Linked DNA regions of Homo sapiens: all the other regions are linked to region 4. The links are chromatin loops, found by intact Hi-C in ENCODE. Cell type or tissue: mammary epithelial cell. All regions are shown on one strand. Region 1 overlaps LOC105377329 (a long non-coding RNA gene). Region 2 has its middle 130 kb from the start of GPRIN3. Region 3 has its middle 49 kb from the start of TIGD2. Region 4 has its middle 80 kb from the start of GPRIN3.

Region 1 (8,000 bases), 340 kb after region 4:
CACCTTGTTGGCCAGGCTGGTCTCAAACTCCTGACCTCAAGTGATCTGCTGGCCCCGGCCTCCCAAAGTGCTGGGATTACAGGCGTGAGCCACTGTGGCCCCTTGATATTTACATTTCAAAGAGATAGCTCCCAGGTCTTTGAGAAAAACATTCCTGAGGCATAAAGTTGACAAAAAGCCTATCGAGTTTTCAAAAGGATTTATATTCATTTCAAAGAGAGGAGAAAGAACTTACAATTGCAAATTTTCTAAAATAAATGCCTTAAGAAAATGGGAAGGGGGGGTAAATTTCTTTATTTCCAATAGAGAGGATTAAGCATCTTATTTTTAATTTGTATGTGTTCTTACATTACTCATGAGTAACATTTTTGGAAACTGTCCTCTGGCACAATATCTGTTAACATATCTGAGTATTATGGCCCTCTTAACATAAAAAAAAAGCCTCATAACATCTCTCTATGATAGTAGTAGTATATTTAGTATCCATTTATTCAGAAAATATATACCGACCAAGCCTTGCTATGAATTCAGATACTCTTTAGATCAGTTTGTAGTTTATTAGTTGAAACATTTAAAACTAATAGTATCCATATGTGCAAAGCATACTAGTTAGTGCATAGTCATGCCATATTCCTTGAAATAACCTAACAGCCACCCATCATGGCTCAAGATATGAAAAATACTAATATTAACTAAAATAGCTTCTGATGAGCCAAACTTGTTCTTTTTTTTTTTTTTAAAGACACCTGAGCACTGAAGTTATTTACTTGATTTGATTAACAAGGAATGAGCCTCAGAGCCTCATTTAGCTCTTCCTGATTCCAATTTACAGAGAATTTGGCAGGTCTGATTATCTGGTATGTCAGGTCACTGTAGGGAGAGTCTGTAACAGTCATTGAAACATTGACCAAAAAAAAGTGTTAAGGATAAAATTATTACATTAGAAGTTGAGATTATGATTGAAATTTATGGTAATAACATTGGATCTTTAAGAAGGACTAATATCCAGAAATTTTGCTAAGAATATAAGAACATGAGTAATACAAACAAACAGATTTTCTTTTCAAATCAATAGACCTTTTTTGGCGAGGGTCTGGGGAGACATTTGATGCTTAAAGGAACTTGCTCTTTAAGACCCACTCTGTATTAACACTTTCTTCCCCGGTTAGGAAACCTGCTTATTATGTGCTAAGTTGCTTGTTCAGTGAAACTTAAAATCAGGTATTTTGAATTGTGGAGTGAATATGGAGCCTTCTGTCTTAAACAGAGTTCCAGTATTTGCATGTTTAATGTGGATACCACAAGGATGGGAAATCAAGGTTGTGTCAGAGGCTGGGATTGTGGTGATGTTTGTGGAAGATTGTTTTTCAGAGCTCTGTTAGCAATCATCGGTCCTCAGACTTACCTTTGGGTTGGGGATTATTGGAAAGGAACTGTTGTGTAAATGTCCAGCAATTCTGATAAGATCCCAATGCAGCGTGCAGAAAATACTGGTTCTTGGAGTGTAATATTTACCTAGTACTAGAATTATCTGCATTTATCAGCCAAAGTTCAGAGAAAAAAAATTACTGCCTTAAAATCTTAAGCAAAAAGGAATTTGACACAGAGAAGTAGGTGCTTACCAAATTGTTAAAGACATTAGAGGAGTGGGTTTCAGACCCACTAGATTAATTCCCCAAACATCATAGAACTGACTCCCCAAGTGAGCTGTTACCTCTGGCACCATCAGATGCTAGGAAATCAGGAGACTGCCTCTGGAACTATGGAGCTGAAGATCATATTACCATTGTGGTCATTAGAAGATCAGGAAGCTATTGCTCCTTCTCTTCACACATCCAGGTCCATATGTGTCTGTCCCACGTGGATTCCACAGGTGTCCCACACTAGGGCTTCAGGGAAGCCCAGGGTAGTATAGTAAGGCAGGTGTCAGGTCATAGCAGCACAAATCTGGATGCTGAAGCAAAGGCTGGAATAAAAGTTGAGCCAAGAGGAGGTCAAGTGTAGTACAAGGGGTGTCCAACACAGGAACTCACATCCTAGCTACCCTCAAAGCCACTTCAGTGCTAAAGGCAGGCCTTCTCCTGGATGCCTGCAGAGCTACTGGAAAAAGGTCTTTGGTGTGGAGGAACCTAACTTTTCAAAACTTTTTAATCTGAAGACAATGACAATTGGATATAAGAGTAAACTATGGTATTTTACTGGCATAACTTGAAGACCCTAAAACGTATCCAAACCCCTTGACTCTTCCCTATGATCACCCCAAAACTGCCCTTTCAACAGTTTACCCCCTCTCAACAAATGGTACCAGCTTTTACTCAATTTCTCAGATCACACCTTGGAGCCTTGGTTGACCTCCTTGTTTTTCTCATATTCAATATCCAGTACAGGAGCAATCTTGTCTGTTGCATTTTTACAATGTATTCCAAACCCTCCACTGCACTGCCTCCGGCACTACCATGCTAGCCCAGGCAGCACCTCCTCCCCTGTGGATTATCCCAGCAGCTTCCTGACTATTCTTGTTTCCGCTTTTATCCTCTATAGACTGTTCTTTTCACAGTAGCCAGAGTGGGTACTTTAAAAAATGTTAAGCCATGTCATTTCTCTGGTCTCAACTGCTCTATCATTCCCATTAGATTTCAAATAAAACCCAAAGTCCTTTTTATGATCTTGTTTCTACATGATCTGGGCCCTGTTTTAGTCTGTGGCCTCATTTCTTATCACTCTATCTCTTGCTCTCTGGTCTGTGCTTACTTTTACCTCCCTGATAGTCCTCAGATGTGCCAGCAAGTTTCTAACTCAGGCCTTTACATTTGCAATTTCTACTTGGAGTTGAGAATTTCATTCTCACACTCAATTGATACTTCAGTTCAGATGTTAACCTCTCAAGGAGACTTCTCAGAACTCCTTCTTTAAAATAGTCCCTCATCATACTGTATTCTCTCTCTCTCTTTTAAGAGATAGGGTCTTGTTCTGTTGCCCAGGCTAGAGTACAGTGGCATGATCGTAGCTCAGTGCAGCCTCGAACTCCAAGGCTGAAAAGATCCTGCCTCAGCCTCCCAAGTAGCTGGGACTACAGGCTTATGCTACCACACTTGGCTAATTTCAATTTTTTTGGTAGAGATTGGTGGGGGTCTCGCTACATTCCCAGACTGGTCTCGGACTTCTGGCCTCAAGTGATCCTCCCACCTCAGTTGCCCAAAGTGTTGGAATTACAGGTGTAAGCCTGTTGAATTTTTGTTCATAGAGCTGATTACCCAATGTGTGTGTGCATGTGTGCATGTTTGTGTGTGTGTGCATGTGTGTGTGTGTGCATGTGTAAATTCCTTATTTATTGTCTGTTTCATTCACTGAAATATTTGCTACATGAGGGCAGGAACTATGTTGAATTTATCATCCTATTTCCAGTGTCTATAATGGTTCTTGGCACATAAGTGTTCAATAAATGTTGTTAAATTAATAACTGAATTAAATCAGATCAAATTGGTGTTTGGTTTTTCTGACAATAGATTTCCCTTTAAATGTTATGCTGTCCAGAAGCTACTAGTTAACAGAAAAAAGAAAATAACATTTCTGTAGTATTTGACAGTGTAAATTCACTCCATACAACTATAACCAAATCATTTACTTATGTTCATTTCATAGTCTATTGAAGGACATCTGGGAGTGCAGTAATGTAACGACCTAGTCTGGTGAATACTTCTTCAGAGTCCCAGGATACTCTTCAAAGTCCTAAAGTTATCTAGCCATCAAGTTGGAGGCTGAGCTTGGATTGTGGAGGACATTTTAGAACCCTCTGTTGAAAATGACATTCATCATTTCCAATACCTCATTGACCAAAATTTAATCTTATGGCCCCGCTTAACTCTAAGGGAGGCTGGAAAATATAATTTAGCTGTATTCCCAGGAGGAAACGTAACTGTATTAACTCTGTCAAAATAGGTATATGCATGATATTCTTTAATGCTTAAAAATCTCTGAATGATAAGTACTGCATCATCATTTACAGATGAAAAAATCTGACCCTCAGAGAGGTTGAGCTACACAACCAAAGTCATACGGCTAATGATTATGTGGCAAAGCCAGGGCTTCACTCCAGGTCTCCTATGATTTTCTCTGTCATTTGGGTAATGGGAATTCCATACATAGTACCAGTCATTTTGATGAGACTGACTTTGCTAATCATTTTATTTATGCTTACACATCACTTAAGAATGCACATATGCCTTGGACTTGAATGACTTTTATTATGTTTGTTAACATAGTATGATTATTCTTTATAGTTCGGCCTTATTCACTCTGTCTTCTTTGATCTGTTCCCACTCCTGCTTAGCAATCGCAGTATCTCAGTACTTTTCAAAAATTACAAAAAAAAGCAACACAACTTTTGTTCTACTTTTCAGTCAGCTTGGATGATGTATTAAAAATCTTCATTGATGGCAAGAAATACATAGTTGTATTGATTAATGTTTCTGATTTATTTCATTTGAATGACTCCCACTTTGACAGAGACATGAATTCTACTTGATTGCCTCTAGTTGCTAAACACCGATTACTTGGAAAGAATGTTGTCCCTATGAATAGATAATAATTAAGCAGAACATCAATAAAATAAGAGATTCAACTTGAACCAGTGGAAGAGTAAGATGTAGCTCTAAGCCTACACACAGATTTCATAGAAAACATTGCAGTGGGGCCTTGTTTACATGAAATCTCTGTTACTACATGCTGACCCTCATCCTTGTAGGTGCAGAAACTTTATGTCATCAGTGTAGCCTCAGATGAGTAGACACCTCAAAACCTCACTCACCAAATACTTCACAAGCCATTGATGACTCAAACAGAATCCTAATTGTTCACTTATGATCAAATGTGTGACAGCCAGTGACTAGAGCACTCGTTTCCTTTATCTAGGTCACCGCCTCCTGCTTTCAAGGTATCTAGGAAACCAAATTATAAACCTGCTGATTCCATGGCAAGCAAGAATTATGAAATATGATTAGGGACATTTTGTCCAGGAACTGTTAAGACTTGACAAAATACTTCCATACCACAAAATCAGACACACAAAGTAAAACAAAACCAACAATAACTCTTTCCTAGGGAAAGAAAAACTCCTGTACACTAGACATATTATTTCCATACCCTGAAGATAGTTGAATAAAGGCATGACCAAATTAATTTTGTCTCTCTGAACATTTTCTGAGATTCATATATTTTATCCAGGAAACATATTCTTTATACTAGAAAGAATCTGTTAACATATTCTTTCTTCAGGGAGATCACAAACTTTGATTAGACCACAGAGTCTTCTACAACAAAAATTGTTTTCAGAGTAGCATTATTTTTAGTGGAAAGAACATAGAATATTTTCATGGAAAGGGAATATAAATTTAGGCAAATCTAGGATTAAACACATATAACAGCTGCTTATCTAATGAATAATTTCATGTAAGTTACTTAACCCTGCTAAGAATCAATTATCTCTGAAAATAGTATCTACCTTTCAGGGTTTTTCTGCAAATTAGAGACAACAGATATTAACTACCTGGCATATAGTAGATGTTTAATACATTATAGTCATTATTATTAGAGTTTTTGGGACTTCTTCCCAGTATTAATTGTGGTGACATTCTCTTTAAAATAGTTCTGCAAATAGCTAATTTCATTCAATACATGTGGTTTTTATACATTTAACTCTTATAAGGTAATCTTCTTTTTTCTTTTTTTTTTTAGGTCAGATTTATTGAGGTCTGATTTATGGATAGTAAAATTTACCCCATTTAGGTGTAGAGTTGATGATCCTGGTCAAAGACATGTAGCCCTGTAATCAAGACTACAACGAAGATATAGCACATTTCATCACCCCAAACTCTCCTTAGTGCCACTTTGTAGTCAGTCTCTTCCCCTAATACTTGCCTCTGGCAACCATTGGTGTGGTCTAGTTTTGCCACTTCTAGAATGTTATATAAGTTACAGTTTACACTATATAATTTTTAAAATCTGGCTTATTTCACTTAGCACAATGCTTTTGCAACATATCCACATTGTGTATCAGTAGTTCAATCTATTACCAAGTAGTATTATATTTTGTGAACATGAAACAATTTGTTTATCCATTTACCAGTTGATGACATTTGGGTTGTTTTTAGTCTTTGTCAATTATGGATAAAGCTACTATAAACATTCATGTATAGTGGTTTTTGTTGTTGTTGTTTGTTTTTTGAGACAAACAACACTTTGAGACTCACTTTGTTGCCCAGGCTGAAAGGCAGTGGCAGATCATAGCTCACTGCAGCTTCAAACTCCTAGGGTCAAATGATCATCCCACCTCAACCTTCTGAGTAGCTGGGACTACAGGTGAGAGACAACACGCCCGGCTCAACATTTACATATATTCTTTCTGTAGACACATATTTTCATTTCACTTAAGTAAATATCTAGGAGTGGGATAGCTGGCTAATATGCGTGTATAGTTCACTTAAAAATATATCATATTTTTTTCCATAGTGGTTGTACCATTTTGCATTACCACTAGCAATATGAGAGTTTCAGTTACTCCACATTTGTACTAGCCCTTGATATCGTCAGTTTTTTCTTTCATTATTCCTTTAAAAAATCCTCGATTTTCTATTACGTGTATAGTGGTATCTCATTGCAGTATTAATTTATACTTCTCTTATTTTTAATGATATTGAGCATCCTGTTATGCACTTATCTGCCATTGGTATCTTTTCTTGGTGAAGTGTCTATTTAAATTATTTGCCCACTTTAAAAATTGTGTTTTTTGTTTCTTATAATTGAATTTTAAAAGTTTTAAAAATATATTTTAGATACAAGTCCTTTATGTGTTTCGTGAATTTTTCTTCCAGTCTATAGTTTGTCTTTCACTTTTTTGGCAATGCTTTCCAAAGAGCAGTAGTCCTTAATTTTAATCAAGTCCAATTTAGCAATTTTTTTTCTTTTATGGCTCATGCTTTTTGTATCATATCTAAGAAAGCTTTGCCTTGCCCATGGTTGTGAGCAATTTTTTCTATGTTTTCTCTCAGAAGCTTTATAGTTTTAGATTTTATATTTAGGTGTATGATCATGTTGAGTTAATTTTGTATATGATATCTGGTAAAGTTTGATGTTCAAGATTTTGCATATAGGGGACCAATTGTTGGAGTAACATTTATTGAAGAGACTATCTTTTCTCTATTGTATTACCTTGGGCCTTTGTCAAAATTCAATTGATATGTAGGTTGAATTTCTGGACTCTTTATTCTGTTCTATTAATCTATATGCCCTTATGTCAATACCACATTCTCTTGATTATTATAGCTTTATAAGATGTGTTGAAACCAGGTGGTGAGAGTCCTCAAACTTTGTTTCTCCAAAATTATTTTGGCTATTCTAAGTCCTTTGCTTTTCTCTACAAATTTTATAGTCATCTAATCAATGTCTACAAAAAAAATCAGGCTGAAATTTTTATTGGGATTGCATTAAATTGATAAATCACATTGAAGAGAATTGATCTTTTAACAGTATTGGGTTTTTCCTACCTATGAGCACATACCTTTGTCCATTTACTTAGGTGTTCTTTAATTTTTTCATCATTGTTTTGTGATTTTTAGCATTCAAATAGTTCACATGTTTTGTTAAATTCATCCCTAAGTATTTTATGATTTTTGATGCTATTATAGATGGCATTTTATTTACATTTAATTTCCAAATGTTTATGCCTAATTTATAGAAACACAATTGACTTTTGTATTCTGACTTGTATTTTTCAGCTTAGCTAAACTCACATATAATTCTATTAGAATTTTTTTTTTTTATACTTTAAGTTCTGGGGTACATGTGCAGAATGTCCAGGTTTGTTACATAGATATACATGTGACATGGTGGTTTGCTGCACCCATCAACCCATCATCTACATTATATATTTCTCCTAATGCTATCCGTCTCCTTGCCCCCCCGCCAACAGGCCCCAGTGTTTGATGTTCCCCTCCCTGTGCCCA
Region 2 (8,000 bases), 210 kb after region 4:
GTGAGTTTCATGATGACAGAGATTTTGACCATTTTGTCCAATGACATACTGCCAGGGTCTAGCACAATATAGATGCTCAAAAGATATTTGTTTAATAAGTGAATTAGGCCAGGTTTGGTAGCTCATGTCTGTAATCCCAGCACTTTGGGAGGCCAAGGTGTACAGATCGCTTGAGTCCAGGAGTTCAAGACCAGCCTGGGCAACATAGTGAGACCTCTGTCTCTACAAAAAAAGAAAAATAGCCAGGCATTGTGGCACGTGCCTGTAGTCCCAGCTACTCTGGAGGGTATTCTGGAAGTGGGAGGATCACTTGAGCCTAGGAGGTTGAGGCTGTAGGGAGCCATGATCATACCATTGGACTCCAGCCTGGGCAACAGAGGAAGACCCTTTCTCCAACAAAGAAAGAAAAAAAAAAAACAGGATCCATTGCTATTTTATGTCCGTGACGTAAAAGAGTGCATGGGGTCACCATAACATGAACTACTACCTTCTGCTGAAATGTGCTGGTGTCTTTGAGAAAGCACCAATAAATAGCTCCTTCCTGCCTGGCCGAGGTTTAAACCAATTTATAGACAAAACTAAGTTTCAGCAGGCAGAGCACAAAATATTAATATCACCTTAATACTGAAAGGACTGGTAGAAAGACATACTTATTTCTGTAAGCAAGTCAGTTATCTAATACTGAACCTCTGCCCCAAATAGATACATGTGTCTACAGAACAGCACTGACCGATGACATATCTTCCAACAAAAGCAGAATAGGCAGAGCAGAATTTCCCCTCCCAGGAATAGGAAAGAGAAAGAAACTGTGCTGTCCATGCATTTTTCACCTGCATATATTCACCACTCATTGTTTTGTTTCTTGGAGTTGGGGGAGGTGGAGCAATTGGGGCGGGATAGAGAAGTGTGTGATGAGGGCATGGGGAGAGGTCAGTGGTGTTACTCCAATAAACATCCCATCATATAGAAGAAAACATTAGACATGGAAGTGAAGTGATGTCCCCTAATAATATCTATATTTTTCCTCTTTTGAAATTTGTTCCTTTTGGTTAAAATTAGTATATCTCAGATATTTAGAATGTTAATTTGCTGTCGGCAAACCCAGAGAGATGAAAAGTCAGTCCACGTGGTTGGTATGGAGAGAATTGCTGAAAATATAAAACTGAGACCTAACCTATCAGCAGTCAGGGAAGAGTTAGAGGAAGATTATGTTTTAAAATGGAGATCCTTCAGTGACTCCCCCATACTAATAATATTTCAAATATCTTCAAATCACAGGCCACTCTTTGGGTATTCCTCAAGGTAATGAGAGGCACATCATCAAGGAGGCACAGGTTTTGGGTGTTTCTTATGTACTAAGAACTGGGGATAAGAGTAGTGCACAAAATAAATATAGTCCTTGCCTTCACAGAATCTATTGGGGAAGAAGTGTGAGTATAAGTAAATATAGAGTGAAAATAGCATATTAATAGCACCAGAAGCCTGGGCGCAGTGGCTCATGCCTGTAATCTCAGCACTTTGGGAGGCCAAGGTGGGCAGATCACCTGAGGTCAGGAGTTTGAGACTAGCCTGACCAACATGGTGACACCCAGTCTCTACTGAAAATACAAAAATTACCTGGGCATGGTGGCACATGCCTGTAATCCCAGCTACCTGGGAGGCTGAGACAGGAGAATTGCTTGAACTCAGGAGGCAGAAGTTGCAGTGAGCCGAGATCGCACCACTGCACTCCAGCCTGGGCAACAGAGTGAGATTCCAACTTTTTTTTTTTAAAAAAAAAAGCACCAGAAATAGGTGCAAATTGAGGCTGAAGGTGAGAAACTTTACTCCTTCATTGTTTACAGACTACCCATATGTTCCAGGGACAGGATTAAATGCAGAGGATATAAAGATATCCTGTCCTCAAAAAACAGAAAGTTTAAAATGGGAGAGATAGAGCAGGTAGTTAAATAAGCAGGTCAATAAAATACAATATAACATATAATGTGTCTTAGCCTGTACATGGAACTATGTTGACCCAGAAGAAAATACCTTAATTCAGGTTTAGGTTTCAGGAAGACTTATTGGAGAGGTGAGTTAAAGCAATAAAATAGAAATAGGAAAGGAAAATGCAAGTGCATTGGAAGATAGAGTTGAGATGCTTACTCAGAATGTATCAGAGTGAGTGATGAAGAGACGAAAACATGGAATGGGAGAGTAAGGGATGGGTAAGATAGCATTGGAGTAAAAGGAGGAGAAAAGAGAAAAAAATTAAGGAAAGGTGATAGCTCAAATTTTTCCAGAATAAAATGACTAGAGTTCCTCAGACTTAAAAATCACAATGCTTTCTAATCAGCAAAACTAAATACAAATTACATGCATACATAAGGATGAAACTTCAGAACAATTTAAAAAAGTGAAAATTGAAAAACCAAGTACAGAAGAAATAGGTTATCTACAAGGAATAATAACAGAATTCTCGCAGGCAACGATACTGCTAGAAAACATTTGACTCTTATCTTCAAAGGAGAGTAGAAAAACAGCTTCCAGGCTAGCATTCTATTCCCATTGAAGTTATCATTCAAAAGGGAGAATAAAATACAGCCACTTCTAGACATATGAGGATTAAGTATTTATTATTCATGGACCCTTTAGGAAAGTACTCTAGAGCAGGGGTCCCCAACCCTGTGCCATAGACCCTGGCCTGTTAGGAACCAGGTGGCACAGCAGGAGGTGAGCGGCAGGCCAGTGAGCATTACCGCCTCAGCTCCGCCTCCTGTCAGATCAGCAGCTGCATTAGATTCTCATAGGGGTGCGAACCCTATTATGAACTGCACATGTGAGGGATCTAGGTTGCATGCTGCTTATGAGAATCTAATGCCTGATGATCTGAGGTGGACCTGTTTCACCCCCAAACCATACCATTTTACCCCCACCCCCATTAGTGAAAAAACTATCTTCCAAGAAACCAGTCTCTGGTGCCAAAAAGTTGGGGACTGCTGCTCTAAAGGATGAAATCCCACACAGAGAAAAGAATACGTGCACAAATCCACAGTAATCCAGCGAGCAGGGACAAGTGGGAGGCCTGGTGTGGCTAAAGGTCTGGGGGAAGGGAGAGATCAGCAGTGGCCTGTGACTCTGGCTGCTCTTGTCCTTTAGGGGAGATCTGGGCTTTCTCTGAAGGCTCAGAGTGATCAAAGGGTCTCAGCAGGGTGAGGACTTGTTTAGATTTATGCTGTAGTAAGATCACTGTGGCAGAGGGTAGAGAATATGTTGTTGCCAGTGAGGCCAGTTGGGAGTAATGGGTGTAATTTAATGAGAAATGATTAGGGCCTGGATGAAGGTGAGGCAGGGAGGAAAATGGTCAGATGCTGGAATTGTTAAGGCGGTAGGTCCTCAGGACTCAGTAAGTGATTCAGTGTGGCGAGAAAGAAAGAAGGCGTCAAGCAGGCAATTGTTTTACTAAGGCAGCTTCCATGGAGTCCAATTGCAGTGAGAGGAGCAATGGGAGATGAGAGTGGAAACACTGATAACCCTGTTAAGAATGATCTGTGAAGCAGCGGCAAGACTTAGAGTAATAGCCAGAGGAAGATCAGAGGGAAGAAAGATATTAGGATGGAAGGCTTAATGAGCAAGTGGGGAAGACAAATAAGAGAAGCAAAAAATGAAGATATACAGAGAGGTTCAGAGATACCTGATAGAACAAGGGCCTGGGCAGGTAAGAGGAAGTAGAGAGCCTTATATACAAGGAAACATAGAGAAAGATGCAGGCTGTGGTACGAATGCATCCCCCAAAGTTCATGTATTGGAAACTTAATCCCCAGTGCCACAGTGTTGAGAGCTGAGACTTTAAAGAGATGAATAGGTCACAAGGGTTCTGCCCTTATGAATGTATTAATGCTGTTATCGTTGGAGTGGGTTATCACGAGAGTGGGTTCCTGATAAAAGGATGAGTTTGTCCTTTCCTACCTCCTCATAGCAAGAGGCCATCACCAGATGCAAGCCCCTCGATGTTGGGCATTCCAGCCTCCTGTAAGAAATAAATTTCTCTTCTTTATAAATCACCCAGTCTTAGGTATTCTATTGTTGCAGCACAAAACGTAGTAAGATAGGGCAGATGCAAGAAACTGACAATCCCCTCGTCCTTTGTAAGTAGCACCATGACTGGCACACAGCAGTGATGAATAAATGTTGAGTGAATTAATGAATCAGTGAATGAAAGAATAGAAAGATAGATGATGGATATATTCAGGCAGGCTCCAGATCTTAGTATACTAACTCTCAAAGGCCAGCATGTTTTCAAGTTAGGAATGGCAGACCTCTAGTGGACAAAAAGAAAAGTCAGCAATCTAATGGCTGAGAACAAAATTTGCATAAGATGGTTTGGGTAAATGCGCTTGCAAAAGAATAAGTACATAAAGCATTGCTTTACAAAGATTTTATCATACCTAATTTTTGCTGTGCTCAGTTTCTTATAAATGGGACTTAAAAGCACATGCATGATGAGTTCACTTCTGTAATTAACTGCTTAGAGTGAATGCCTTATGGAAATGAAGCCAGTAATCTTTTAATTATGATTAACATTTCTTTTTAATACCTGCAGGAGGGAAATAATTACTCATATGTGGAATTTCATGCTACAAGCTACATAAGATACAAAGTAGCTGTTCATTTTGAAATAGAGAAAAGGGGAAAGAGAAAATCGTAACCAAATAAACCTTTGGTTACAGAAGTCTCAAATATGATGAAAAGAGTGTATTTAAAAATGACAACAGCAACACATATTGTTTAAAATATTGAACTGTAAAAACAAGGTTAACAGACCTTTTTAGTCCTTAAAAATTAAATAATGTCCTACTGTCAAATTATTTGGAGTTAGCTCAAGGAGGAATTATTTGTTGATGCAAACTATGGTTCTTTTAGGAGCCTGAGTGCTTTCTAATAGAGATCAAGTTGAGTTGATCCTATGTTATTCACAATCAAAGAAAATGTTTGGCAGCTATTCCAGGTTAATTAACTACATAAGGTCTCCAGTTTGTAAATCAGAAAGGTATTACAGGTGACTACTTAAGGATGCTTCAGTTTTTCTATTATGACAATTTTATTAACAATGTACAGTGTCTTAGGTAAATGAAAGAAGAATATAATTTTATGTGGCAATTGTGTGCAGCTGGTGAGGTGGGGATGAGAGAGTTAGGAAATATTAGATATGAGAGTACACATGTGGGAACTTTTCTAATCCATGACTGCAGAATTTAAAACGATTGAAGAAATTACCATCTTTTGCCTGAGTTAGCAGAACTGAAATTAGCTTCTGAGGAAAGCTCTTTGGGATTTCTTGTTTGTTTCTGAATCTTTTTAAATGTTTAATTCAATACCACTGTATTTGAGAATAAACATTATTAAAATGTCATAATGACTCTTTAGACTATTTTAAGCTGCCATAAAGAGAGTGTTTGCATTTTTTATCAGCCCTGATCTGCCAGGGACTTAGTCATTAGGCATCATTGTATAATTAAATAACAATAAATAATTATAAATAAATGTTTCAAATTTGATACCAATAAGAGCAGAAATCTGAGAGCAAGTAAAAAAGGGTTTCTAAGCAATATTTAGACAACTGTAATAAAAATATCTAATAAAAGTACAGCTCACACCCGCAAAAATGAGTAGTTATCGCTGGATTTATTTAATAGGTGATTTTATTCTGCTTTATTTCTATTGCATATATGTCCAAAGTTCTCTGCATTGAGCATTACATTTGTCATTTTAAAATGACTTAAAAAACAAAACAAACAAAAACACCAAGAGCTCAGCATCATTTGTTGACTAGAAACTGTTGCATGGCTGCTACAGATGCTATTGTACCTTTTGGGCACATTCTGCAACATCTCTTGCTATTCTGAGCCATCCAGAGCGATTCTACATACATCTCTAGAAAATAATACAAATTTTCCAGGACAGTATGATGATGTCAGCCATTGCTTAATCAGTTTTTACATTTAGGGAGAAGCTAGAGGAAAGTTGGAAATGCTAAGGGACATTTCAAGACTTCCCAGAAAGTAGCTGTGTCAGGAACAAGGAAGGCAGGAGGAGCCTGGGGAAAGTCTCACATTTGATTCAAAAGAGTTCCAACCTTAGGAAAGTTGGACTCTCAAACACGTCTGTTTCAGTATGCAGCCATATTCACGCCTAGATGCAGGACTGCTATGGTTCCCTCCTCCATAGTGCTGTTTATTCTGCACCACAGAGTTCCCTGGGCCTGTGAGAAAAACCCCACACTTCACTGGGGTGCTTGCTTTTGGTCCTTTCCTCTTTTCCTTCCTTTCATCCTCCTTTTTCTTTCCTTTTGTTTTCGTCTCTGCCCCTTAACAATTAAGTGTTATTCTCAAAATAGGAGAAGATGGCAAGTTCAGATTTGTAACTGCTAGATATGATATTTTTGTATCTTTTTCTTTAGTGAACTCTCATTTATTTAACAAATATTTATTTGCTCACAAATATTAAAGCATAATTGCTTTTATTGAGAGAATCTGTCTAATAAATAGTAATTCAAAAAAGAAAAGAAAGGAAAACCCAGATGTAGTTTCTGCCTTCAATAAATTTACAATCTAGTGGAAAAGACCAAAAGTAAACAAATAATCTCCCCAAATATATATATATATATATATATATATATATTGAGATGGAGTCTCACTCTGTTGCCCAGGCTGGAGTGCAATGGTGTGATCTCGGCTCACTGCAACCTCCACCTCCCGGGTTCAAGTGATTCTCCTGCCTCAGCCTCCTGAGTAGCTGGGACTACAGGTGTGTAGTCCGGCTAATTTTTTGTATTTTTAGTAGAGACGGGATTTCACCATGTTAGCCAGGATGGTCTCGATCTCCTGACCTCATAATCTGCCTGCCTCGGCCTCCCAAAGTGCTGGGATTACAGGCATGAGCCACCGCGCCCGGCCCCAGGTAATTTTTATTATGATTTTGGATGCATGCTATGACAGGACAGCACAAGGGTGTGAGTGATGGTGGGGATATCAGAAAACACCCCTGAGGTGTGACATTTATCCTCAGACCTAAAACAATGGTTCTCAACTGGGCTATTTTGACAATATCTGGAAACATTTTTGTTATCACAACTGGGAGGAAGGATTTACATTTCCTGATCATGTAGTGTGACTTCCTTTTTTTTTTTTTTTTTTTGAGACAGAGTCTTGCTCTGTCGCCCAGGCTGGAATGCAGTGGCCTGATCTCCGCTCACTGCAACCTCCACCTCCCAGGTTCAAGCAATTCTCCTGCCTCAGCCTCCCAAGTACCTGGGATTACAGGTGCCTGCCACCATGCCTGGCTAATTTTCATATTTTTAGTAGAGACCGGGTTTCACCATGTTGGCCAGGCTGGTCTTGAACTCCTGACCTCAAGTGATCCGTCCGCCTTGGCCTCCCAAAGTGCTGGAATTACAGGCGTGAGCCACTGCACCCAGTCGCATAGTGTGACTTTGATTTGTGTCTCCATAACAGGAATATTTTCAAAATAAATCATCTATTTTATTCCCCATAAGTTATATTAATTTTTGTATATTAATTATTAATTGTTATAAGTTATATAAATTATACTGTCCTGGGTCTCTGTATCCATTGAGTAGGCTTCGATTGTTTCAGGGTGAGAATAGACAGAACCTAACATAGAGAAGTCACTGCTCAGCTTTGAATGTCAAATTAGACATTTTTTGAGCACTCAGAAAAACAATTGCCTTGGATATCGTAACTTTTAGAGAAAGGAAAGTTTTCTTGGAGTATAATAATTTCCTTTCATATAATCAAGACACCTATATATGATTCATATCATAGTGTTTTACTATAAGACATTTGTAAATTGAAAGACAGTTATGAGGCCCCATCAGACAGGAAGGAGTAGAAAGTCCTTCTGATGCTGAGGCTTAAAAACCACGGAAAGGAAGAGGGAAGCAAAGCAATCTACTCTGGGTGTCCTTGCTTTGTCCTTGGCAGTGCTGGGGAAGCGGTGGT
Region 3 (8,000 bases), 68 kb before region 4:
AGTTATTTTTTAAAAATAATATACATTCATAACACAAAATAAAAGGGTCAGTCTCTCCTGATGTCTGTATGAGTAAATTTGAGAATGGCCCTGACTCCAAGACAGTATGTCCCATTAACATTCTGTAGCATACCCTTGTGCAGATATTTCCACTGAATACTATTCTAAAGCTATGTACTGGATTTTATGAATATAACTTGATCTAGTGTGCAGTTTTTTGGGACAATCTGGACTAGCAACAAGAACTAGTATGACCCATGTGATGCTGGACATAAAGCAATTAAACAGTAAAGAGCCTGAGCACTCCTAAGCTTGCGCTACCAGGCCATGATTAATGGTGTCACATGGAGAATGTCAAAGGGCCACGGAGTGAGTGGCTCCATCTCCAGTGTGACTCTTGCAGATTTTCAAATGTCCCTCTCAACTCTGCAGCTTGAGGAGAATGTTGATCATGCCCAAGAGAATGCCGGACTAGGAGAGTAAAAGAACAGAAGGCAACATGGCGAAACTCCGTCTCTACTAAAAATCCAAAAATTAGCCGGGTATGGAGGCATGCGCCTATAATCCCAGCTATCTAGGAGGCTGAGGCAGGAGAGTCGCTGGAACCCAGGGGCAGAGGCTGCAGTGAGCCGAGACTGCACCACTGCACTCCAGCCTGGGCAACAGAGCAAGACTGAAAAAAAAAAAAAAGAACAGAGGGCTCAGGCTGAGAAAACCAGATTATTGTTTCTGAAGACCTTTCAGCGTGGATGTTGTGGGACAGAAGTGCAATATGGCACGCGAGAAATCCTGGGATGGGCTTGAGGGATCTAGATAGAATCAGCACAGAGACTATCCCTTTAGTAGCCTGGCTAAGTACAGTGATCGGTTTCTTAAGTGATAAGGATTGGAAATTAATTAGCCATTATAGAATGTAGTATGTAAATATGGATGGGTGTTTGTATCAGTCAGGGTTCAGTCAGAGAAGCAGAGCCGTTAGGATATACATATATATATATATATATATATATATACACATATATATCCTAATGTAGTTATTTGACTAACCGTTAGAGTTTGTTTATATATATAATTATATATAAAGCAAAATTATATATAATATATAATTATATTAATATGTATTATATATAAAAGTATATATTATGTTAATAATATACTATAATTGTATTTTATATAAAATAAACTCCAATGGTTAGTCTAATAACTACATTAGGATATAGATATCCTATGTAGTAATATATAATTATATAATATATATTATATATTATATGTAATATATAATTATATATTATATAATAATATATATATTATATATTATATATTATATTATATATCTAATATAATAATATATATAATATAATATATAATATATAATTATATATTATATATTAATTAATAGATATTAATTAATATATAATATATAATATATATAATATAATATATAATATATAATATATAATATATATTATATATAAAACAAAATATATACATATCTGTAATAATCAGATATTTGCTACGGGGATTTAATTTTATGCAATGCTGGGAGCTGGTAAACCAGTCTCCGTAAACATGTCACCCTTGTGTCTGATGTTAAGAGTTTGAAGTCTGCCGAGCAGGTAGTAGGGAATGGAAGACAGATGGTAAGTGGAGGAGAGCAAGAACAAGCTGTAACCCACAGTATGAGCTCAAGCACATGAGGATAGACAGAAACCTACGTCAGTTCTGTCTCTGACCCGGAGGGTCTTGTGGAAGCTATGACCCATTATGATGGAGCTGAACACATACCCGGACCATGGGAATGAAGCTGAATCTTCTTTGGCTGTGTGATGAATTTGCCCCTGGGCCATGATATATTATGACTGACTGCGAGGCTTCTGAGAGCACTATCCACTATACAAAGCTTAGCACACATGTCAGCACATATTCATCTCTTATTCAATATTTGTTGAAAGAATAATAAAATAAAGTGTGTGTGTGTGTATATGTGTGAGAGAGAGAGAGGGAGGGAGAGAGAGAGAGAGAGACAGAGGGAGAGAAAGAGAAAGAGAGAAGAAAGAAAGAAGAAAGATAGCAAAGAAAAGGAGAAGGGAAGGAAAAAGAAAGAAATGTACAAGGTCACTAAATCATCCAAAGACAAATCTTGGGCTAAAATCCAGGTAATTTAGACATTTTCTTAAGAAATCAAATAAAACAACACATCAACACATATATTTTGTTGACATATACTTGATAATATATAATATAAAAATATCAGAAATATCCAATAGTTCATTACATTATGGTGTATAAAAGTAATATTTATGAGAGAAAAATTAATGCTTTGTTCTTCAAAAACATGTTATTCAAAGAACATTTTCATGGATTTGTAGGGTTTCCATGAATATTTGATTTTGATAGTTTTGATGTGTTGTTTTTCTTTGTTCAGTGATCAAATATAATCTACATTAAGTGTCAGGAATGATTACTTTGCAGTCTCTGGAGCTCCAGGGGTCTATGGACAGAATTCAAGTGGCCCATGAACTTAGATAGGCAAAAAAGGACCAATTTTCTCCACTAATTTCTAACTGTAATAAAACATTTCCTTCAATTATGAATACAGCATAGGCAACAGACCACAATAGTATCAGCCTGTCACATACATTTTCATATCATATTATTGTTGTTGCAGATGTCTCAAAAAATGTATACACTATCAGCTCAAAATCATAGTAGTTATTAGATTAACCACCACATTTTGTTACTGATATGTTAATTAAACACACGGATTAGTCTAATACATTTGTCATTTTAAATCTCTTGATAACTATATTTCAATATAGTTTCCTTTCTAAATCTAGTGTTTTATTTTATGCATTTAAAAACATTATTATGAAAAAAGGCCCATACGTTGTCAAAGAGTCCCATGAGCACACAAAAGATTAAGAAACCCCGCCTTTCATAAGGACAAAATGTCTCCCTTCATTGCAGTATTTTTTTCTGATTAGTATTCTAGAGATGCCAATGACAAATAATGGTGCTTACAGGCATTGTACACAAGGTGGCAGCACATTATTGTTTCATTTCCAAAAATCAAATTTCCTCATTCCTGGCCATAACTGGATGCTAAGTGTAAACACTAAGATAAGGTAATACATTTTTAGAAAATAGATTTTGATATTTTTCAGCCTTCTAGTTTATATTAATATCCTCTTTTCTGTGCAATATATAGCACACATAAGATGTTTCTATTTAATAAACAATTTTCTCAGTTTGAGACACACAAAAAGAAATTAAATTATGTTCAGAACTATTCCTCAATATGTTTTCTAAATACAGTCCTCCCACCTCCCCCCCCCCAAAACAACCACCAAAATTCTTATGAAGAAAGACTTTTTATAAATTACCCTTTGGGTAATTTATGAATTACATAAAACTTCACCCCCAATATATACCATACTCTCTCTAATTAAAATTTGTGATGTTTTAATTGAAAAAGGAAAGGAGGGGTGGTAGAGCTGACTAAAGGATTGTTGGTGCAACAGATTACAAAATGGCTCTAATTCCTCATTCCTCCCATGAAAAGGCACAGTTTATTTCTCCATCTCTTGAATTTGAATTGTTCTTGGGACTTGCTCTGGCCAGTAGAATGTGTTTCCTTTTGCTGTCTGCTTTCAGGACTGGGCACTGAGCTTACTTGTATTTGCATCTCATGAGAGGACATGCCTGAGTTAGTCTGCTGGAAGGATGTGACATATACATGGTGTATGAGACCTGTTAAGATAAGCTGGATTCTCCAAGCCAGATAAAACTTAGAAAAATGAGATCCCCACCAATAGTCAGTCTACACCCAGACAAATGGGAGAGGCCAGTTGAGGCCAGAAGAATCACCCAGCCTAAGTCTCTGAACTGCAGCTGATTCCAGATGTATGAGCAATAAATACACTGTTTTTAGCCATTGAGTTTTGTCATGCTGTTTTTGTCCAGCATTATTTGTAGAATAGGTAATGTTTGTAAGGTCTTCTTTATTTCTAACTCTGTACAAGTGCATGACTGGTCCAGATATCTTTCAGCAAAATGTACCTGTAACCTAGCATTCCATTGAATCAAGTATTTTGGCATACATAACATTTACTGAGTGTTTCTATCCACTTAGTAGATCTAGTTCTGACTTAAGGTATAGGAAGTCAAGGTCGAGGAAGAAATTGGGTTTTGGGAGTTAGAGGAAGAAATTGGGTTTTGGGAGAGGAATGTGTTATAAGCTAAATGTCTGTAGCTCCACCCACCTCCCCAAATTTATATGTTGAAGCCTTTAACCCCCAATATGATAGTATTTGGAGATGAGGCTTTTGGAAGGTGATTTGTTTTAGATGAGGTCTCGAGGGTGGTGCCCCATAGCCCTTATAAATAGAGACACCAGAGAGAGTTCTCTCTCCCTTGTGCACAGAGAAGAGGTCATGTGAGTACACAGTGAGAAGGTGGCTACCTCTATACAAGCCAGGAGAAGAGGCATCAGAATAAAGCCTACCTTCCTGACCTTGATTTTGGACCTCCTAGTCTCTGGAACTGTGAGAAATAAATTTCTATTGTTGACGCTACCAAACCTGGGATATTTTGTGATGGCATCCAGAGCTCACTAATACAGAACGGAAAGACAAAGTAAGGGAAAAGTGATAACGAACAACTATTCAGTGTTTTCCAGCATTCTAAAGATTTTAATATAATTTCATTTAATTTCTTACAACTAAGTGAGGTAGATACTATTACCAACAACCTCATTTTACTTACAGATGAAAAATGACAAAGAAAGGCTAAATAACACGTCCAAGGCTTCATGGCTAATAAGTGGCAAAGTCAGAATTTGAATCAAAGATAATCTATCTCTAGAAGCTGTGTTTTTAACTGTTATTTCATACTGCTAGGAAATGAGCAGTGGCAAACAAAGACAGGAAGAGAAAAACTCAGTGATAAACACTGTGTTGTCTGGTACATTACACACTGCCATGAAGTATGCCAAAGTAGTATGGCATGCTGCTTTGTTGAAGATATGAGGAGACATGTTTTACTGTATATAATAAAGCAACATTCTACGTACACTTGCAGGCTTGAATAAGAAGACATTTAAAAACATTTATCCAGCATTGTTTCATATCAAATACATATAGGATGGATGTACAAATTGCCTATGTTATTAGTTCTACCTACAAGGTGGCAGAATAACTTGATAATTAGGCCTGCTATACTTAATTGGCCAGGTAGAACATCTGAAATATGGGAAAATGATTTTCCCTGGCTAGACAAGGAGTTGCTGTTCTCTTCATTTAAGCAAGAAGCTACCATAAAATTCTGCCTCACTCTGACAGACTAGCTGGAGGAGAGAAGCCTCCCTGAGCAAACTGACCACCCCACTGAAAGTACCCTTCTGCTCCTGAGTGTGTAGAAGACAAATAAGAAAATTTCCAGTTTATTTGGAGGTGCGAAGAAGGTCTGAGAATTGAGAGCCTCTGTGCCTTCCAGAAGGTCCTTGTTTTCAGGAAGAGAGTGGATGCTATTGTGAGATTGCACGGTGATTTGATAATATGGTAAATTTTCAGCAGATTAGAGCCCCAGTATGAGACAAGGGAAAGAACAAGGGTTGGGGAGTGGGGAAAAGGGGGAGACCATGAACTGAGGGTGCAAGAGAATAGTCTATGGCCACATCAGCCTTAGGTGCTTCAGCAGCCAACATAGTCAAGACAGAGACCTCCCAAGATGAGGTGGGACAAGCTCCAGCTTAGAGAAGGGCCAGCAAAGATGACATGCCAATGCAGATATTAGATGGGCACCCACACACGTATTACGTATTCTCCCTAGATCTAAACCCCTTTCTGGGGAGAACAATGGAAGGGGAGGACAAGTAAGAGATGATGTTGTCCAGATATGAAGTTTGGAGTTTGAATGGACTAACTGAGTTCCCAAGAGGTTAAGAGTTATGCAGAAAGTGACTACATTGCCTTTAATTGGCAAGTTCAATGAGTCATTTTCTGCATCTCCTTCCCACATCCAACCAAATAAAAGATGTATGAGCAAGCTGAGCTTAGTTGTAAACAAGAGAAATTTCTGACCTTATTTGTTGTAACTATAAAAAATAAAGCTGCCATATATCCAAAACACAATCCACTTTCCTACCAAGTGTTCAGTCTGCTATATACCCTGCAACATTAATCTGTTTTGTTTGTTTTCACAAATTCTTTCTGATATTTGCTTTATACAATATTGACAGAAATTCTGATCAGAGGAAAAGAAGTGTTGACATAGTTTTATACACACGTCAATCATCATTTTGAGAAGGTACTAACATACCTATATTATGAATATGAAAAAATATTTTTCTAAACTGCAATTAGAAGATACTAAATATTAATGCATTTGTATTAGTTATTGCTGCATAACAAATCACTCAAAACAAAATGAGTGAAAACGATAATAATTATTTATTATCTCACAGTTTCAGCGGGTCAAGCATTCAAAGAGAGCACAGTTGGCAGGGTCTGTCTCTGCTCTATAAGGTCTGGGGCCTCAGCTGGATGATTTGAAGGCTGAAGGGCTGAAATTGTCAAGGGCATGACTTGAGCTGGAGGGTATACTTCCAACGTGACTCTCTCACATGACTGACAAGTTGCTTGCTCTACAGGGCTGCCTGAGTGTGCTCATGACATGTCAGCTGCTTTTCTCCAGAGTGAATGATCCAACAGTTTAAAGCAGAAGCTGCAATAATTTTTAGGACCTATCTTAAGAAGTCTTATACTGTCACTTCTTCAGGATTCCACTTGTCACATAGGCCAGCCTGATTCTGTGTCGGTGGAGACTACACAAGGATATTGTATTAGTTAGCTATTGCTGTGTTGCAGATTACCTTGAAATTTAGCAGCTTAAAGCAACAAATATTAATATTATCTTAGAGTTTCCGTTGCATCAGGAATCCAGGATCAGCTTAGTTGGGTGGTTCTGGTTTAGGATCTTGTACGCAGTTGCAGTCAACCTGTCAGGGCTGTAGTCGTCTGAAGTTCCACTGGAGCTCAAGAACTGCTTCCAAGCTCTCTCATGTGTTAGTAGGCTTCAGTTCCTTGCCATAGGGGCCTCTCCTTCGGCTGCTTGGGTTTCCTTATTACTTTACAGCTCGCTTTCCCCAGAATGAGCAATGCAAAAGACAGAAACAAAGAGCCCAAGATAGAAGCTATGGTCTTTTATGACCTAATATTGGAAGTAACATACTGTATTTGTTTCCTTTTGCTGCTGTGACAAATAGCACTAACTTAGTAACTTAAACAGCATGAATATATTATCTTATAGTTCTGAAGCTCCTAAGTCCAGAATGGGTTTCACTGTGCTGAAATCAAGGTGTTGACAGGACTGTGTTCCTTTTAGAGAATTCAGGAGAGAATCCAGAGGCTCCTTGCATTTTTGCACTTCCAGAGGACATCTGCATTTTTTTTTTTTTTGGCTTGTAGCTCCTTTCTCTACCTTCAAAGCCATCAGCATAGCACTTTTAAATCTCTCTCACTCTGACTTTATTCCATCTTTTAAGGATCCTTTGAATTACATTGTGCCCACCCAGATAATCCAGGATAATCTCCCTATTACAAAAATTCTTAAATTAGTCACATTGGAAAAATCCGTTTTGCCATGTAATGTGATATTCAACATATTCACAGGCTTAGGATGTGGGGATTAAGATATGGACATATTTGGGGAGCTATTATCCAGTCTACCACACATACTATCACTTTTGCCATATCATATGGGTCACACAGACCAACCCTGGTATAATGCAGGAGGGGACTACACAAGAAAATGCCAGGAGATGGAGCTCATTGTGGCTATTTGGGGGCTGGCTACCCCCTTTTTTTTTTTTTTTTTTGAGACAAGGTCTCCTTCTGTCACCCAGGCTGGAGTGCAGTGGTGCGACCTCGGCTCACTGCAACCTCTGCCTCCTGGGCTCAAGCGATCCTCCTGCTTCAGCCTCCCAAGTAGCTGGGACTACA
Region 4 (8,000 bases):
TATCTCCTTTTTACCTCCAGGATGGAAGTGCTATTTCAATTTTTTTTTTTTTTTGGAGATGGAATTTTGCTCTTATTGCCATTGCTGGAGTGCAATGGCACGATCTCAGCTCACCGCAACCTCTGCCTCCTGCGTTCAAGCAATTCTCCTGTCTCAGCCTCCCAAGTAGCTGGGACTACAGGCATGCGCCACCACGCCTGGCTGATTTTGTATTTTTAGTAGAGATTTCTCCATGTTGGTCAAGCTGGTCTCAAACTCCTGACCTCAGGTGATCCGCCAGCCTTGACCTCCCAAAGTGCTGGGATTACAGGCATGAGCCACCACGCCCAGCCAGCACTAGGTCAAATTTTAAGGTCATTATTCCTTTGCATTTAAAAAATTGTTTCCACCATGTATTCCTAAATAACACATTGTTTTGTTTTGCTTCTTTTTGAGCTTTATAAAAAATGGATTTATACTGTATGGAGTCTTTAACATAAAATCCTGAGTGTCTTCCTAAATTAAGTTTTCATGTTGGGCAAAAACAATTGTTTTCCAACAATGGTACTATGATATTTAAAGCAGAAAGTTATCTTTAAGAAAGAAAAGATTACAAATGGGAACACAGGGCTGCTGATTCTTGTCTTTTGGAAGATTTAATGGAGTTATCGTAAGTGGGGTATAAGAACAACAAAAAGATGTTCTTAGGATTTATGAAAATCAACTCTTGCACTCATTTGATACTAGAGTGTAGAGGTATTTGCCTCTAGGTAGGTCTATCCTGCAGATTTTTTTTTCACTTTGTGAGACTAATTTTTGTAGCTTTCATGTCTCTTCCTTACGCCAAATATGTTAATTACATCTCTTGTTATTTTCAGTGCTTTCAACATGCTGTTTCCTATCTGACACAGATGTAGAAAACAGGTAATCTAGAATTGTGACAAGGATTAGACTGAATAGGCTCTGATTATGAGTCTGAGGGATTCCCTCTGGGATAAGTTAATGAGCTTTAGCACATGGACTTTGTGACATTTATTTTGGTTGCAGAGGCCTCTTTTTGTTTCCTTCCTTATTCTCAACTTTTACTGAGCAGAAATGTAGGGGTATGGACTTGAAAACAAACAGATTTGGTTTTGAGTCCTTGCTCTGTCATCTTATTGATTTTTTTTTAAAGAATAAATCACTGTTAAAAAAATTCTCTAAATGAGGATAGGAATGTATTGATCACAGTATGACATAATATAAGATGATATCTTTAAAGCACTCAATAAGTTATAAATATTATTATCTTTTTAATATATAAAGAGGCTTATCAACATCAAACTCTTAAATTGCTGTTTGGTGACATCTGAGAGTAGGAAAAATAAAAAGAGTTTAGACAATAAAACACAAAAATTAGTCTCGCGAGCTGAAAAAAAAAATCCCTGCAGTATAGAGCTACCTAGAGACAGACTGTACTTCATAGATAAGATATATAATGCTTATTAGACAGAGCAAGGGAGGAAAAATTGAGAATAAGTATTGGATTGGTTGGAAGTGGTAGTGGTAGGAATGGTGATAGGGAGAAAGTACTCCAGGAAAGTTAGATAAGAAAAACTTTCACATTCCTGGCGAGCAAATTGATGTCAGAAGTTTTATCATCAAGAAAAAAAAGTCCTGTAGAGGGGCTTAAACACAACATAGCTCAGGGTTCTCAAATTTGATCACCACCAAGACTTTCTTTTATTACCTTTCCCTCCATCTACTCCGTTGAATAAACTGGTTTACCAAGAGAGCTGATCTATCAGTGAATTAATAGGTAATGTGCATGGGAGAACAGAATTTGGAGGGGGAAAGATTTTTTCTCCTTTTGCTCTCCAGATAATAAAGGCAGGATGAGTTTGGGGCAGCAGAGACTATAAGATAGAGAGGTTAAGAGGAGGTTTAGCTCTCAGTTTCACCAAGGTTTATGGGCTTTCTCTGATCCTTACCTAGAGACACCATTATTTTTCCTTATGTGCTGAATTGAGTTTAGCTTAAGTGCAGTAAAACTATAGGGTTCACTAGCTCAAGGGTCTTTAGGCATTGGAAAGTCAGGGAGACAACTTCATGGGATTGGCAGGCAATCCCCAGAAAGTACCTGGAGCTGTGGTAATGGTATTTATGATGGATTTGCAAACAGCAGAAACCATCTAAAAGCGAGGAGGGGAAGAATACAATTTTACTGTTTTGTGGGCATTTGTGTAACTCCCCAGGGATTGTCAGAGGTGGCTATGTGAAATATAATTAAGGAGGTAGCTGATAATTGTACAGATAAGCGTGATAAATCAGATAAATTTTGGCTTAAATCATGATGTATGGTCATTCAAATCCACAGACGGGTAAGAGCTCAAGGTTTTTGAATTATGTAAATAATTTATTTTTTCAAATATGTTAATCTAGGACAAAAGTAATTACAATTATGCAATTATAATTAAGTTCTTTAGAAATATGTTATTTTAGTTAGCATACACATTACGATTCACGCATGGGTCTCTTGTAGGGCATAGACCTTTCTATTCCATTCTAGAATAGCTGTGTGTTAAAGAAGATAACTCAGAGGCATGAGTGGATTGTACAGCAGTCAGCTATGCTTGTAGCCTATTTTGCCCATCTCATCTCTAAAGATAAAATACTTCAGTTTTTTTGGGTGGAATTGGTGAAGAGACAGATGTCTCAGGCTTGTGGCAGAATGTCACCTTGGCAATTAATGGGGAAAGCAAAGACCCACGGCTTACTTACTACTAATTAAGAAGTCACAGTACAGACCTAAGGAGAAGAAAGATCTAGCATGGTGGCAGGCTGGAGCAGACAGGGTGGAGGTTGTAGCAACTAGCTGATGGGGCATTTATGGGCTTAGTTGTGTGAACAAATGTGAACTTGAAAGAGTCAGTCCTTCAGAATGGATCCCAAGTGGCTATTTAAAATAGACCAAGGAGCTATGTGCTGACTAAAGTTCACACACATACTCTGAGATGCACAAAAAGCCACACTTTTTTAACTTTGGGACTTTCAGAGCTCACCTGAACCAACCAGTCACAGCTTGGCTCTATCAATCAATCAGAACTCAGCTGTGTCAGCCAATCAGCAATAAGGAAGTTTGAATCCTTTGTTTACATAAAAGGACCTGCTCGGGAAGCTGGGCTGAAGCTTTTGCTATAAAACCCACACTCTTTCTTTGTTCTCTGGAACCACCTTTGTTTTACACCTAAGGCTGTGTCTCACCAGTTAGCAAACTGTTCACTGGAATAAAGTCTCTTTCCTTCAAATTCCTTTTCAGAGAACTTTTGTTCACAGTTGGCAGGAGGGAGAGTGGAGGGGAACTACCTCTAGGGCCTACCAAGAGTTTCAGAGACAGGTCATCCAGACCTTTCCAGCAGAGGGCAGTCACAGCTTGGTTTTTCTCATGCAACCCGTGGCTTCATTCCTTGGGTTTCACTGCCCTGGCAAGGCTAACTCCAGGTTCCAACGCTTAGGGTAGGGCAGTTCACTCTCTTTTTCTTTAATCCATGGATACGGAAAAGGCTTTTACTGAGGTCTCAAATTCCAGAGAAGACCTTGGCGATATTGTAACTACATTTTTTTTTCATACAGGGTACAGAAATGAAGATGTATCTACGTAGATTTTCTTTTTGCTTCCCTGCTCTCAAGTTTGATCAACGATCATGTTGGAACGTGTCTGTTCAGAATTTAATATGATTTAGACAAAGGCTTGAAGTTATGGTTGCTTAATTGAAAGTTTCTTGCAAAAGAGAAAAAATACAGACGTTTGAAGGTGGAAAACTAAGAGATTTAAGAAATATATGAGGAAACTCCTTTTCCCCTCCACCAGCTTGAGGAACTTCAAACACCTAGAAGGCATTTATTATTCAAATAATTATTTTGTTAGTGATTACTGATAATTTATTAAAGTCCATAGTCCAGAAATCTGTTAATTAACTTTATATTTAAAAATTAAAATGGAATGTTATGCCATTCTTACCAACAGCCAGGTTTTAGATAACGATGTGGTATAAATGATTTCAATTAATTACTGTTTCCTTCTCTTATTTAAATTTAGGATTCAATATTTATTTTTGCCAAATTATTAAAAAAATTTTTCCGTTTCATTAGGGAAGTTAGTTTAAGAGACTTAACCTCGCAATAAACTTCCAATTAGACAGTTTATTACAAAGTCTTACGTAGTGCATTCTTAATTTAAATATTATTCATTTCTAGCTGAACTTTCACGAATGATGTAAAGTTATTAATTACTGATACTACAGCTGAGTAAAGTAAGTCTTTGGTTCCAACTGAACCAGGAGAGAAAGGTCATTATATGTCTAAGAACTGGGCCCGCCTTACCTTTGGAGGAAGGGTACGACAGAGCACAGATTTTATGTTCTAAAGATGGCGGCACCAATATGGTTATCAAACTCACATGATTTCCTTACAAGGCGATTGACACACTTCTCAGTGGGGTTTGTTTTCTCCCCTTGAATCTAGGCAGGGCTTGTAACTGCCTTGACTAATGGAGTATCTCAGAAAGGATGCTATACAATTTCTAGTGCTAGTTCATAAATGGGATGTAGTTTCTGCCTGTCTCTACTGGAGGGACGTATAGGAATGGTGTGCCAGGTGCAGGCGACATCAAGGAGTGGTGTTGATGGCTACAAACGCTAACACTTTAAAGGTGTCAGCTTATATTATAGGCAGCGTGTGGGCTTAGAAGATTTTAATATTACTCCTATTCATGTTAGGGGGATAGAAACCCTCTGAAATCTATAGGTTGAATAGTCAAATTGTGAAAAGAGGATTTCTCTCTGGCTCTTTTAAATTAAACTGGGATAATTTTGGTTTTGAAGACTCTTCAATATCCCAAGAGTATAGTAGAGACTAAAAAAGAAAACCCAGGCCACCATAACCTTGCCTGTTTCCATGACTAAGACATGCACTAAACACAGATAAGCATTATGAACAGAACTGTACAACTTTTGACCATGTAGGACAAGGTTGGAAAAATAAATGTGTTGTCTCTCAAGAACTTGAAAGGATGCATTAGATAGATTTAGACCAATGGCATAATTTCTTATTCATTCCTGTTGCTTCTTTAATGTTCATCAATAACCAGGCAAGACGTGGACAGTGAGGAGCCCTGTTGTCTGAACAGGGCTGCTAATGAATTGGTATCTGCTGTCACAAGAGTGCAATCACTAAATTGCATCTGCCTCAAATACTGACATACCAAATTCCTGATGGCTATGTGAGAACACTCCTTCTACACTGTAGTTCCTAGTATGGGGGTGTGAGGATACTGAGCACTTCAAGGCAAACCAAGTTAGAGGGCACCCAAGGTGAGCACGTGAGAAGTAGATTCCTGTTTTAGACCAATTTTGTGTTGATTCACATGACTTTTTCACTGAAGAATATAATGTGATTTATTGTTTTTGTATTAGGAAACATTGAACACTGGTAGGCCATTTTTTTTTCTGAACTGATATTTGGCATTCTTTGTTATATATATGTTCCATAGATCACAAACACAACAGGTAAAAACAAAAGGAAACAGTGGGCCTTATATGTTTTGTAGGAACAAAAAAGCACTCTTAAAAATTATTTTGAATCAGATGTATCTTCCTCAACTACTGGTTCCAGACATGATTTAGGGGTTCTGAATAATGAAGGTTCATCTCTCCATGTCATATATCATACTGTATCATCTCCTCATATTGTATATATATATATAATATAATACATAAAAGTTTTTCTTTTCAGTGTTCATTCACACAGTGATTTTTCATGTTACAGTCCGCTTAAAAGTATCACATCTAATCAATTATGTGACCTAAAAAAATTACATTAGTAAAAATTTACCTATGTGGTGGGTATTATGTGTCCAGTGACAAATAACTTATGACATTATAATACAAGAAACTATAAATATACAGGAGTGCAAATATACACACAGACAGTGTGTACGGTGTTCTTTTATTTCCATTCTTTATCTTCATGATTGAACTTTATAGGCAGGGCCAGTGCTCAACTTCTGGGCTCCTAAAGTAACTGATAATGGCTCTAACATGGCCCTTCTCATATTGCTGTGTTTAGTGGTTTATGTATCTGGGAGCCTCTGCAGGGTAAGGCTGAGGGTCACTCAAATTTCTAATACATGTTGGGTGCAGGTGCGTAATATATGTCTGTTGAGTAAAAGAGTGGTTCTTCTGATTTCATTTTGTTTGAATCCATTTTGGGTTCTAGGATTCAGATTCAGGTTGACATTTGACCTAATGTAGAAAAATTCTCCCAAATATAGGCAGAGCTGGTTATTATGCCCTGGAAAGTTTTCAGAAGGAGATATGATCTGTTCTTGTTTTTCCTAAATTGACCAGTTATCTAGCAAATCATCTGTGTCAGTGCTTATTTCTTTAGTGTTTCTGATACTTTTCCCAAAGAGTACTAATGCGTTGTGTTTGTGACTTCCTTTCCTTCCTTTATAAAAACATTTATTTTTAAAAATTTCTCCCTAGCTTTATTGAGATATAATTAACAAATAAAAATTGTATGGCTTAAGGGTGCACAACATGTTTTGATATACATATACATTGTGAAGTGATGACCGCAATCAAGCCTTCCTTCTTCACCTGTGTCAGATGTGTTGCTGGCTCCTGTTTTGTTGCAATGTGCCTCCTTTGAAAATAGATAAAAAATTGTCACAAAATGAAATGATTGCATCATCTTTAAATTCATAATTACTTTAAAGCCCTACCTTGGGCCAATGTTACTAAGATTAGTATCTTTAAATGAGCGGTTCACCTTCGAGGGAAAAAGGAAATTGTATTAGGTCTCAGTTCTTTCATCAAGGAGCCTGGTGGTAAAATTAAACATTTATTTATACTTTCCAATAATTTTATGAATTATTTTCAAATATGCTCAAGGCTTGTTCATATATTTTATGAATTGCATGTATAACGTTTATAAAAATTTAACTTAATTATTAAAACACTAGTGAGGGTAGAAAGCAATGTCATTTGCTGCAATCTCATTTGCTACACGAGACAATACATAGCCTTTAATTTGTACAACTGTACTTCAGATTGAACATAAAATGCCTTCATACACCCATATGTTGTTTTCTTTTCCCAAGAAAAGGGCAAATAATTTTATAGCTTTTCTCTTTATATCGTTACATCATTTCTTAGTGTTTTCCTATGTTTTATGCAGTCATGACAAAATTTTTGTTAATGTGAATATGAGGTTTGCATAGAGAATGAGTGGATATTTTGATGGCTTAGTCTGTTTTTTTTCCTTTTCTGCCACTTTATATATTATTTAGAGGAAATATATTTGAGTGATCCTTATTTACTCTCTAAAAGTAATTGTTCCCCTTTTTATATTCTGACTTTGATTTAGGGAAAGTTGTTACTATATTAGTGACATCAAATAATTCTCTGAGTTACCGAAACATTGAGTTACTAAAACATTGTAACGGTCAATAGGAGAATGTATCAGGTAGGTCACAAGGAGAAAACCATTAGGTTTTATTCAAGTAGTATTTAACATCCTGATAATCACTTTTGTTTTTATCAGCATGTTAGTGTGCAACAATGCAGTGCCTAGTTAGGTGCCTGGATGATGACACCAGGCTTGAGTGGTTTGAGTCTTGGTGCCACCATTTACTCACTATATGCTCCAATCTGCATTTTGGCTCGACATCCATAAAACAGGCACGACAATAATAATAATGTTTACATTGTAGGTTATTGTGAAGCATAATAAGATAATTGATATGATTTGACTATGTGTCCCCACCCAAATCTCATCTCAAATTGTAATCCCCATATGTCAAGGGAGCGACCTATAATCCCCCTGTTGAGGGAGGGAGGTGATTGGATCATGGGGGCAGTTTCCCCATGCTGTTCTTGTGATAGTGAGTTCTCACGAGATCTGATGGTCTTATAAGCATCTGGCATTTCCCCTGCTTGCACTTCTCTTCCCTGCTGCCATGTGAAGAAGGTTCTTGCTTC

Evidence for each region. A loop is a pair of places that touch in the nucleus more often than their neighbours do. Peaks named below come from ENCODE experiments on the same cell type or tissue, not always from the same donor. Only the 100,000 strongest peaks of a DNase experiment are listed, where the experiment ranks them.
Region 1: it touches region 4 in a loop (2.4-fold over the local background); 2 of 110 quality-filtered maps call a loop at or near these places.
Region 2: a loop joins it to region 4, with 18 times the contacts of the local background. A loop is called at or near these places in 103 of 110 quality-filtered maps.
Region 3: a loop joins it to region 4, with 2.5 times the contacts of the local background. A loop is called at or near these places in 21 of 110 quality-filtered maps.

The regions. Positions count from the first base shown.
Region 1 is chr4:89,558,774-89,566,773 of GRCh38, forward strand. The region is part of intron 1 of LOC105377329 (a long non-coding RNA gene); the gene reads left to right. Among named protein-coding and RNA genes, the nearest start is that of GPRIN3, 250 kb to the left of the region's middle. In mammary epithelial cell, no CTCF peak of the experiment used is centred here; a DNase peak (open chromatin) is centred at 4,888.
Region 2 is chr4:89,430,269-89,438,268 of GRCh38, forward strand. No RefSeq gene overlaps it. Among named protein-coding and RNA genes, the nearest start is that of GPRIN3, 130 kb to the left of the region's middle. In mammary epithelial cell, a CTCF peak has its summit at 4,303 (motif pointing left); no DNase peak of the experiment used is centred here.
Region 3 is chr4:89,156,055-89,164,054 of GRCh38, forward strand. No RefSeq gene overlaps it. Among named protein-coding and RNA genes, the nearest start is that of TIGD2, 49 kb to the left of the region's middle. In mammary epithelial cell, a CTCF peak has its summit at 3,033 (motif pointing right); no DNase peak of the experiment used is centred here.
Region 4 is chr4:89,223,771-89,231,770 of GRCh38, forward strand. No RefSeq gene overlaps it. Among named protein-coding and RNA genes, the nearest start is that of GPRIN3, 80 kb to the right of the region's middle. In mammary epithelial cell, a CTCF peak has its summit at 3,376 (motif pointing right); a DNase peak (open chromatin) is centred at 3,381; H3K4me3 peaks cover 215 bases; H3K27ac peaks cover 458 bases.